2 separate regions of the Homo sapiens genome follow, and region 1 is linked to region 2. Evidence: chromatin contacts called from ENCODE Hi-C or POLR2A ChIA-PET data. All regions are on one chromosome and are shown on one strand. The core of a region is the stretch at or near the end of the contact, and the rest is flanking DNA. Distances in the headings are between cores, read along the strand shown. Region 1 overlaps DAP (death associated protein). Region 2 overlaps ROPN1L (rhophilin associated tail protein 1 like).

Region 1 (5,129 bases), core at 2,549-5,048, 270 kb before region 2:
ATAGAATTTCGATAGGTGGAAATATGGTGAATCTGTACTGGTTGGGGGAACAGCATCAATGTTCATTTTGAAAAAAGCAGAATAAATGATGTCATTGATTCTGGGGATGGGGCTGACTGGCCCTCTCCCCCTGCCTCTTCCTCTCCGCATCTCTCCCCCCAATTCATTCACACTTTGACACAAGGGTGCCACGTAGGGGTATCTCTCCAGACCTTCTTCGTGGGTTAGCCCCTCAGCCCCCTGTCCAGTGCTGTGGTCGTGATCGAAAGTTGTATCTAAGGCAAGACATGTTTTTCCTAGTGTGTGATTAATTTGAACCCAGGAGTTTGGTGATTGTATCTGTTTACTTGGACTTACTGGAAGGTCAAGTTTTCTCAAGAACATTAACAAATCAGTAAAATTATCAATTAGTAGCACTGCTTTAATTTCTTAAACTCAGAATTGACTTGTCCATACATCCGTTTATATTTAATTTCCCTGAAGCTCTGAAAATAGGGCAAAAGAACATAGTCTTGGTCCATCAGAGGTCTTCTTTTTTGTCTTTTTGGCCTATCCTTTGGGCTCAGTCTAAATCTTTCCCCCAGGATTTTAAGTAACTCCACACTTAAGGTTTCTAAAAAGTAGCAGTGATAGCTGAAAACCTAATACAGACTGAAAATGAATGGGAAGTTCATATAAATCAGTCATAAACACATCAAATTCCCAGTGAATTCAAAAGAAGATGAACAAATAATTCTCAAAAGAATAAATATTTGTAAACAAATATTAGTAAATAAATACAAAAAAATAGCATTTCACTTTCTGATATCCAGGAAAAAAAAGTAAGTTACAACCGCCTTCATGTTCTTTTCTTTGCCTGTTAATCATAGACAGTCAGCCTTCTGTATCTGTGGGTTCTGCATCCAAGGGTTCAACCCACGGCAGAGTCACCCAACTGTGAACTGAAAATATTCAGGAAAAAAATGGATGATTGCATCTGTACTGAACAGGTACAGACTTTTTTTTCTTGTCACTGTTCCCCAAACAATACAGGATAACAGCTATTTACATAGCATTTACATCGTATCAGGAATTGTAAGTAACTGGAGATGATTTAAAGTATATGGGAGGATGTGTGAAGGTTATATGCACATACTACACTATTTTATATCAGGGATGTGAGCATCTGTGGGATTGTGGTATCCACAGGGGTGCTGGAACCACTCTCCCATGGATGCCAAGGGATGACTGCATAGATTGGATATCTCAATTTATACTCCCAGAAACATAGCAGATTGCCTACATACAGCACACCATTTTCGTCCCTCAAACTCTGCTCCCCTTTCCATCTTGTTACTAGGCTCTCATAACTTGGATATTGAGTTGTCCAAGCCAGAACCAGGGAATCAACATGTATTTCTCCCTCTCCCCAGTCCCCCCCATCTAAACCCTCAGAATGAAGTCGGGCCCTTGAGCATCAGGAGCAAGGCAGCAGGCCCCATCCCCACCACCCTCTCACGGCCGACTGTCAGGGCTTCCTGCCTGGCACTCAGAACCAGCCAATCCAAACGTCAAGTCTCAGCTTGGAAGCCAGCCCCAGGAACCCTTTCCTGACAGCCCTGCCTTCATCAGGGTGTGCTGACCCCTGTGCGTTCCCACAGGCACCTGGGACTTCCCCTCTCATGACACTGTGGTTCCATTGTGGGTGGTTCTCAGACTACAAGCTCCCCCGGGGCAGTGGCCAGGTACTGTTGCCTGCTGTGTGCCAGCCACCCATTCTCCTGACACATGGGCACATTGAGAGACAGTTCCTATGGACATGTCATGTTTCTGCACAGTCCAGGTCCTCTGAGCAAAGACATTTACAGCCAAGTTAATAATGTTCGTATAAGGAGACATTTTAGGACAATACAGCTTACAGAAGTTTCCCTTCCACTTCCCTAAAACAGTTGCTTACATTCCAGGATCAAGCTAAGTCTCTGTCTCTCCCTCTCGACAGTGGAGAGGGAAGGTCACCAGCAGCCCTGTACAAGGTCAGCGTTCCCTAATTCTGGGGCTTCTCTTCTGTGATGATTCCACTACATGCATAAGTGACACTTGGCCCTCACCATGTCACATCACTGTGGGGACTGGCACTTAGCAAACTAGTGCTAAGATGTCGTTCTTTCTGCTCTCTCTGACTCAGAGGTCTTGCACCTTCTGTTGTGAACACTCATACTCACACACACACACACTTTTCCACACACATGCACACACAGTGGCAGGCTGACGTATTAGCTGACAAGTGACATAAAACCTCAGGCCCTTCACAATTTTGGATGTAACGAGGGTAAGCTTGGAGGGTGATATGACTCGCCTGTTGTCCCTCAGCTAAGCTGAAGTGGCAGGGGCTGAAGAGCAGTCAGAACCCCGCCTCCTGGGCCGGGGCCGGCACCTTCACCGTCACACCTCTGCCTCCTCTGTGTGACCAAGGAGCCTCCCAAACTTGAATGCACTTGCAGATCACCTGAGAATCTGGTCAGAATGCAGATTCTGCCTCAGCAGGGCTGGGGTGGGCCTGAGACTATTTCTCATGAGCTCCCAGAGTTAGTGGTGCTGCTTGTTCCCCACCACGCTGTGAGCAGCACTTATCTGAGACACACACACCATCCCAGTCTCTGCAATGCAAGTGAAGCCTACACATTTCAGAAATGTATGAACACTGTGTTAAAGGGAGAAAATGGTTCATGAACAGTTTATTCTTTCACTGTGGGTGAGTAATGATAACTTCCTAATTGGCCACCATATTTATAAGGACTCCAGAGGGGAGGCGGAAGAGAGTATAAATGACAACTGTCCAACAGGCAGAATTGAACATTTTTTTCCATGGGACTTGAATCTATTTTGAAAGCATCTGTCATGTGTCCTGTTGACTTTATGATTATGTCTCAACTTAATCGGTCCTTGGGGAATGAGAAGTTTAGAAGATTGTCCCCAGTATGACTTAAGCAATTCAGCAGTATTCAGGAAGTCTAATAGCCAAATAACAGCAAATACAGCTACCTTTAGACCAGGTGCTTTACATACTTAGTCTTATTAGTCTTCACATCCTACAAGGTAAGTGGTGGGACTCTCTTTTGTGGTCAGGTATATCTACTGAGAAAGACTAATGGCATGCCTAAGGTCATTACCAAAGTAACTGACAAATAAGATGTGAATCCAAATGTGTGACTCCAAAGACTTCCAGTCTCCTGCCCACCGTTTCTGCTCTGTTAACTAGTCACCTTTTCCCAAAGAGTTGTGGGGAAATTATTGAGAAGAAAGCCTAAAATCCTACTTCAAATGTTTAAGTTGAGAGACATCTTTTCAGCACTAGGATTGTATTATTAGGGACTGCTTTCCATCAAGCTCATTTAAGACAGAGGAGTTTCAGTGATTTTCCTTCTACCCCAATTGTCAACTCAAGCTTTGTGGCTTTATAAGACACCACGGCAGTGTTGGAGCAGCTCTGCAGCGGCACCGGCTTCTGCAGAGGCTCCCTGCCTCCACCTGAAGGTCAGCAGCTGCCCTGGTGAGTCTTCGGATCTTGTGGGCAGGAGCCTCAGAACCAGGAACACAACAACCACTCAGAAACCCCTGGCCCAGCGTGCAGGAGCCCACACGCCTCAGGACTGGAGACAGCCCGAGCTCAGGACCCGGCATAACCATGTCAGAGGCTAGCGATTGGAGACTTTCAAGGCGCTGCAAATAAAGGAAATTAGACTGGAAAAGTACAAACGAGAGGAAGCTGGAGCCAGGGTTAAAACCAATGACTCACCTCTACCAAATTCATGATGACGATAAGTGGAAAAAAAATAAGCCTGAAATGGGAAGGGTGGTGCCAAATGGGCCCAAAACAAACACGGCTGAAGAATGGAAGGTTTGTTTTCACTTTGCCAGGGATTCCAAATGTGATCAGAGATAGAAACAAATGCAGCCCTTTCCCAGCCTTAGCGAGGCCAAGCCCATGGGGTGTTGGGTCAGAGGGGAGCCTGAAGGGGAGAGGGGGGAGGAAGAAGCTCAAGTCAGCACACAGCTGCAGAACCCCCACCTTCTCCTCCTGGGGGGAGTAGAGAGCTACACCCCCTGGCGGCTGTTGGGTTTGTCAGAGCTTGACTCTGTCCAGATGGCTGCGCACCCGGGTTGAGAGGCCCTGGGGAGCACCAGCACTCTTCCCTCCAAGTCACTGGAGCCCTCATCCATTAGGGACACAGAACCAGAAAGGAGGAATGTTTCCTCTGCAGCTTTAGTTTGACCCCACCTAGGCTGAGTCTTTGGTCTGTTAGTTCATGTGCTGGTTATGACTTTTTGAAAATCTTGGACCACATTTATGACTCTTAAGCAATTTAGGTACACATAGTCCACAAGAGCCAGCCTCCCCTGGTCTACCTGAAATGTGTGTAAAGCATTTAATCTAGGAAAGCCCTAAGCTGATGGGCCCTGGGGTGCTGGCCTATTGCTCCTGGGTGGCCCCTGGTAAATCATGAACCTTTGGTGCCTGTTTCCTCATCTGTAGTGCAAGATTTGTGCATGTGTCTCTTTCTCTTATGGGACTTTTATAGAGAAAAGAAAATGAGGGAAAAATATGAATATCTGTAAGCTTTGAAAAGAACTAAAAGCACAGCGTGAATTAACAGCAGTCCCATATTCATGGGGTTTCTGTTATAGAGGTGGAACCTTGCTAGACTCTGGAGAAAATAAGAAAGGATAAGTTAGTCCTCAAGAACCTTCCAGAGATGGATTAATCCTCACTGAGGCCATCTGCATTCCTTTGGTGGCAGAGTAGTTCCTGGGTAGGTATTTATAAATCATTTCAGGCTTAAACAGGATTAGAGGTGCTGTGCTTTTAAATTGTTTTAATTTAGAGTTTTTACCAGAAATTATTGTATAACATTTTGAGGGTAGCACAAGGAAATGGATTGCCTTTGCTGTATGGTGCCTTGAACACATCCCACAGGTTTACTTTTTTGCTATATGTTTTTTTCTGCACCCAAACAATGCACCGTTTGTATTTTGGCATTTACTTCAATAATCTTCCAAATAGACACCCGCAAGTACACTTGGATAGCAGACAGTCCCCTAAGATACAGAGCAAGATGTGCGACTCTCCTTCTGTATCCTTAGGAGCTCTG
Region 2 (5,276 bases), core at 2,294-4,793:
TCGGACCAACAGGGAACCACCATAGGTCAGTCACTGAATCTGACATGCTGTAGCACAGCTGGATGGGGCGATGTTCTGAGAGCTCCAAAGTGTGTGTTGTCAGGAGGAGGCCGAGGTTGAATGCCTTCCAGGGGATGAATCACTTCAGGACACAAAATGATTTTGATGATCGTCCCGAGGAGTTGTTCTTCTCCGAGACAGGAAATCTCAGGCGTAAACTTGAATAAGGTGGTCCTAACCTGTGGGCTGCACATTCCTTGGGCTATGGAGCCACTAGGAGGAATCCTCCCCTCTCCCCACTTCCAAGTCACCTGTTGTGACTCAGCTTCTCTCTGCCTTGGGGCACCAGCCTGCAATCCTGATGGTGCCTTCCTCAAAGGGCTGTTGGGAGGATTCCAGAGAATACACACGCAGGGCTCTGTGCACTCCCGCACCCGGTTAAACCCTAGAAATCATGCCCACTGCGTGCACCGTGTTCAGATGGAAAACTGCGTTAGACACGTGTGCATCTGTGGTTGTAAACGAAGAATGATGCTTCTGTGACTAAGAAAGTTCAAATGCGTTTCAAAGCCTGACTAAAGTCAATGTGATTTGTTTTGATCATGACAGACTGACTCTGTCAGTGTCAGTATGGGGATGAAAGACTTGGTTCACAATTTTCTTATCTTAAAAAAAAAAAGATCTCCATGCTTAAAAGACAAAACAAAACATTTTGATCCACAGCTTTAATGCTCAGGATCATTAATGGCATTGTAGAAATGGAAAAATAAAAGTCAGCCAGGCTCTGTGGCTTGTACCTATAAATCTCAGAACTTTGGGAGGCCAAGACAAGAGGACTGCTTGAGCTCAGGAACTGAGATCACCCTGGGCAACATGGCAAGATACTTGTCTCTACAAAAAATAAAAAATTAGCTGGATGTGGTGCTGCATGCCTGTAATCCCGACTTGGGAGGCTGAGGTGGGAAGATCGCTTGAGTACAGGAGGTTGAGGCTGCAGTGAGCTATGACCATGCCACTGCACTCCAGCCTGGGTGACAGAACGAGACCCTGTCTCTTAAAAAAAAAAAAATTAAATAAAAGCCACAACATACAAATATGGTCATTTCACCATGCAAGCACATCAAAACATTGAGAAAGAGGACAGGAATCTCTTAACATCCAGATGGCAATTTAATGTCCTTGTTCACCTGCCTGGGGCAGCTCACAGTGCCCCTTAACCTGAATTGATAGCTTTTGATGTAATAAGTAGAGCAGTGTTCAGGGCTTCAAGGATATAACAGAACATCAGCTCCAAGAGTCTGGTGATGTTTGCCCGTTTTGTTCACTCCAGAACCTGCAGCACTTAGAACAGGGCCTGGCACAAAATAATGCACAGTAAACATTTGTGGAATGAATGGTATGTATGATTCAGAAATTGAAGCAGAGGTTTCCAGTCTTTTTAGAGATCTTCAACTCGATGAATTTGACTAGAGTGATTTCTAAGATAAATAAATGTAAACAGCACAGAGAGTACACCTGCCACAAGCCACGCCCCCGCCATAGATGCAGGGAGCAGGAACGACATCTATCCCGCTCACGCAGGCAGCGGCTAGCCACCAATTACACAGCATCCTATGTGAAATAAACTTCTGCAGGTGGTAATCCACTACAAATTATTCTCATCGCACTTCATTTCCTCCTTTTTGAAGGTATTTTTTTAAAGCATAAAAATGAACGCTTATGACGCTGAACGACATGAAGAAACCCCTCCTTGAATTCACAGCTTTGTGTTCTTAGCACACCTCCAAGCCACCCAGGGCCAACAAGGTCAACAACACAACTGTCCACACCAAGGCCTGGAGGGTCCGAGCACCTCCTGTCTACCCAGCGCACCCCGAGACAGGTGTTTGAACTCGTGCTCAGCACTCTGTGGGCCGCGGGAGCCAGGGCAGAGCAGGCATCCCTGGCAGCAGACATGGACCCCAGACGAGCACACGCTCCTCTGAGGGAGGAGAGGTCAGCTTCCACACTTGAACCTGACCCTGAGTCTACAGCCGCACTGGACCAGAGCAGAGGGTGGCTGTGGCTTTCTACAACCAGGAGAGGCCTCCAGCACCTATGGAAGGAGTCAAGGGCAAATCTGGAGTCCTGCTGGCAAAGGTGGCTCAAGTCAGGAGACAGGCAGGAACCCGCAGTGATGCACAGCATGATTCCTGGTGTCAATTTATTCTCTATGATAGGAAGAACCCAAAAGAATGTGTGCTGTTTGTGATGTCTCTTCCCCAGGAGTCAGCTTAGACGGCCAAGCTCTATCCTTAACACAATGTCTCCATCTAGTGTCACACACTCTACATGGACAAGAGGCCTTATTTTTCAAATCAGATTCAATTGTGTTTTAAATCTAGTGCTTAATTTTCACAATTAGGAAGGTGAAAACTATAAAGATGGATCCAAAAACATGAATTATTCTACTTTCTCATCATTTTAAAATCAAAATTTTACAACTAAGCTTAGAGGCAGAAACCACCAACATTAATTCAAACATTGCATACAATTTTATATTGTTAACATATCGATTTCAGGGCCGGGTGCAGTGGCTCACACCTGTAATCCCAGCATTTTGGGAGGCCGAGGCGGGCAGATCACCTGAGGTCAGGAGTACAAGATCAGCCAGGCCAACATGGTGAAACGCTGTCTCTACTAAAAATACAAAAAATTAGCCAGGCGTGGAGGTCCATGCCTGTAATCCCAGCTACTTGGGAGGCTGAGGCATGGAAATCACTTGAACCTGGGAGGCGGAGGTGGCAGTGAGCCCAGATCGCACCACTGCACTACAGCCTGGGTGACAGAGCAAGACTCTGTCTCAAAAAAAAAAAAATACACACACACACACACACACACACAGACACACACACACACACACACACACACATATACTTTAGGCTGGGTGCAGTGGCTTACACCTGTAATCTATAATCCCAGAACCTGAGGCTGGTAGATCACCTGAGGTCAGGAGTTCAAGACCAGCCAGGCCAACATGGTGAAACCCCATCTCTACTAAAAGTACAAGAATTAGCTGAGCATGGTGGTGCATGCCTGTAATCCCAGCTACTCGGGAGGCTGAGGCAGGAGAATCACTTGAACCTGGGAGGTTGCAGTGAGTCAAGATCACACCATTGCACTCCAACCTGGGTGACACAGTGAGACTCCATCTCAAAAAACATATAGCTAGATACAGATATAGATAGATAGATTAGATAGATAGACAGATAGATAGATAGATAGATAGATTTCACAGAGTTCCAGATTAACAAAGTGACATAAAAATGTCTCCAATAATTAAAAGTATTTGCCTTTGTCTATCTTGATAATACCCCTGAGACACTCCCCTGGTGCCATCTGCACCTGTCCTTGCTACTGGAGGGTACCATGCCTGCCAACATCCAGGCCTTGGCACAATTAGCCCGGGGCTGACAGGAAGCACCTCCATTGCCTTTGAGCAGTTACACAACAAAACTCTTGCTCATTCTACAGCCACACCACACCCGACTCCCTGAGGGCACGGAGCTTCCCACTGGGGCCATCTGCAGAGCTGGTGAACTGCGCCACACTCAGATGTGACATGGCGAAGGAAGGGAATGAACAACGTGGCCTGTGATGTACAGATGAATACATCTAGTCATATAATTTAGGATGAAAATTTCAGAAAATTACTGACAACACAAATGTCTTTTCATCAAGTCAAAACCAACTAAAATTCCACAGTGTACCTCTTGCGGGACACATAGAAGCATGTGTTTCAGAGGTCAGGAAGCGAGAAGCAGGAACTTCAGAAATGTCATTGCTTCAGGCCACCAGGCAGGGGGACAGGACATGGGAGGAGGCCACAGGTGGTTGGAAGTGACTGTTGGTGCATTAGTGGCCACATTGGGTAGCCTTGCGGGTGTTTACCACCACCCATTTCAAGTAATTTGTTTTAATGAAAATGGAATGAAAGAGCTCTGTGCATGGAGCAAAGCTGAGTGAGGGCTGTGAAGCAAGGACCAGTTATACACACTGGGGCCACAGACTGAAGGGAGGGGGGAAAATCAAATTGTTCATCTATGTAGTAAAGGGAGCTGGTTCTCCTTTCTCTGCCTCCTTTCTTCATAAGCTTCACATGGCAGATGCCTGGTTACTCTTCCTTCACCCAACCACCATGTCTCACAGCAAGACTTTAGCTGAGAAGACTGACTCTGGGTTTGCAAAGGAAGCCCTGCCAACATCATCCCAGCTCCAACCTCTCCCTTCTCGCCCCGACCTCCCAGGCTCGCCTCGTCACCTGGAGGATCATGTCTTATTCCTAAGTTGCTTGGCTTATACTCAAACATCAGCAAAATCTCACTGTATCTATTAGTTATTAATAATAGATTTCTAAGGCCGGCGCGGTGGCTCACGCCTGTAATCCCAACACTTTGGGAGGCCAAGGTGGGCAGATCACCTGAGGTCAGGAGTTCGAGACCAGCCTGACCAACATGGAGAAACCCCGTCTCTACTAAAAATACAAAATTAGCCAGGCATGGTGGCACATGCCTGTAATCCCAGCTATCAGCAACTCGGGAGGCTGAGACAGGGAATCGCTTGAACCTGGGAGGCGGAGGTTGCGGTGAGCCGAGATTGCGCCATTGTACTCCAGCCTGGGCAACAACAGCAAAACTCCATCTCAAAAAAAATGAATAAATAAATAATAATAATAGATTTCTACTAAAGTAGAAAATAATTGTATGCCTCTTTCCACAGATGAGCAAAACAGTTATCAGTTTACAAAATGATTTGTAGTTTTAAAAAGTCATTGATGCATTTTCTTCTAAAACCTAAATATATTTTAATAGTATCCATATCTTTCATCTACTATTAACTTTTAAATTGAGGCATTCATAAATAATTTCTGTAAATTAAAATAACTGTACACCTGAAAATATTAATATAATAGGCCTGGAGCAGGGGGAAATGCTTTTCTAAGACAAAGTTACTAAAGTGTTTCCTTTAGTTACTGAAACCTAAATTATTTTTAAGCTGGGACCATGATGACACAGAATTATTAATATGCTGTTTATAGGTACATACCCCACCAAGCATGCTGCATCCAAGCGCTAAAAAGTTTATCCACTTGATTTTGTTTTCACAAGGATCCAGTTGTAAGAGCGCTTTGAATTTTTCCTTCGGCAGGCACAAGTTCTTCCACTTCTGCTCAAGATCTGTTAATTCCACATACCGCTTGTGGTGACACTGTTTGGAAAACACAGCATGACAATTTA

What was found. A loop is a pair of places that touch in the nucleus more often than their neighbours do. ChIA-PET counts read pairs that join two places held with the same protein, here RNA polymerase II (POLR2A). Pooled maps may share reads with other maps.
Region 1: a pooled map shows a loop between it and region 2 (2.5-fold over the local background). The contact joins two enhancer-like sites. A Hi-C loop is called at or near these places in 3 of 50 pooled maps. POLR2A ChIA-PET finds 5 or more read pairs at or near these places in 2 of 52 experiments (H1 and Panc1).

What each region holds. Positions count from the first base shown.
Region 1 is chr5:10,723,845-10,728,973 of GRCh38, reverse strand. All of the region lies in intron 2 of DAP (death associated protein), which reads left to right. Among named protein-coding and RNA genes, the nearest start is that of DAP-DT, 35 kb to the left of the region's middle. RefSeq lists an enhancer at 1,124-1,623 and a silencer at 2,495-2,658. Within about 2 kb of position 3,798, at least 22 of the 41 ENCODE cell types and tissues checked have a DNase peak (open chromatin) inside an H3K27ac peak, as active enhancers do.
Region 2 is chr5:10,449,923-10,455,198 of GRCh38, reverse strand. It overlaps ROPN1L (rhophilin associated tail protein 1 like), which reads right to left. Exons shown (of 5, transcript NM_031916.5): 3 at 5,086-5,247. Among named protein-coding and RNA genes, the nearest start is that of ROPN1L, 11 kb to the right of the region's middle. Within about 2 kb of position 3,543, at least 2 of the 41 ENCODE cell types and tissues checked have a DNase peak (open chromatin) inside an H3K27ac peak, as active enhancers do.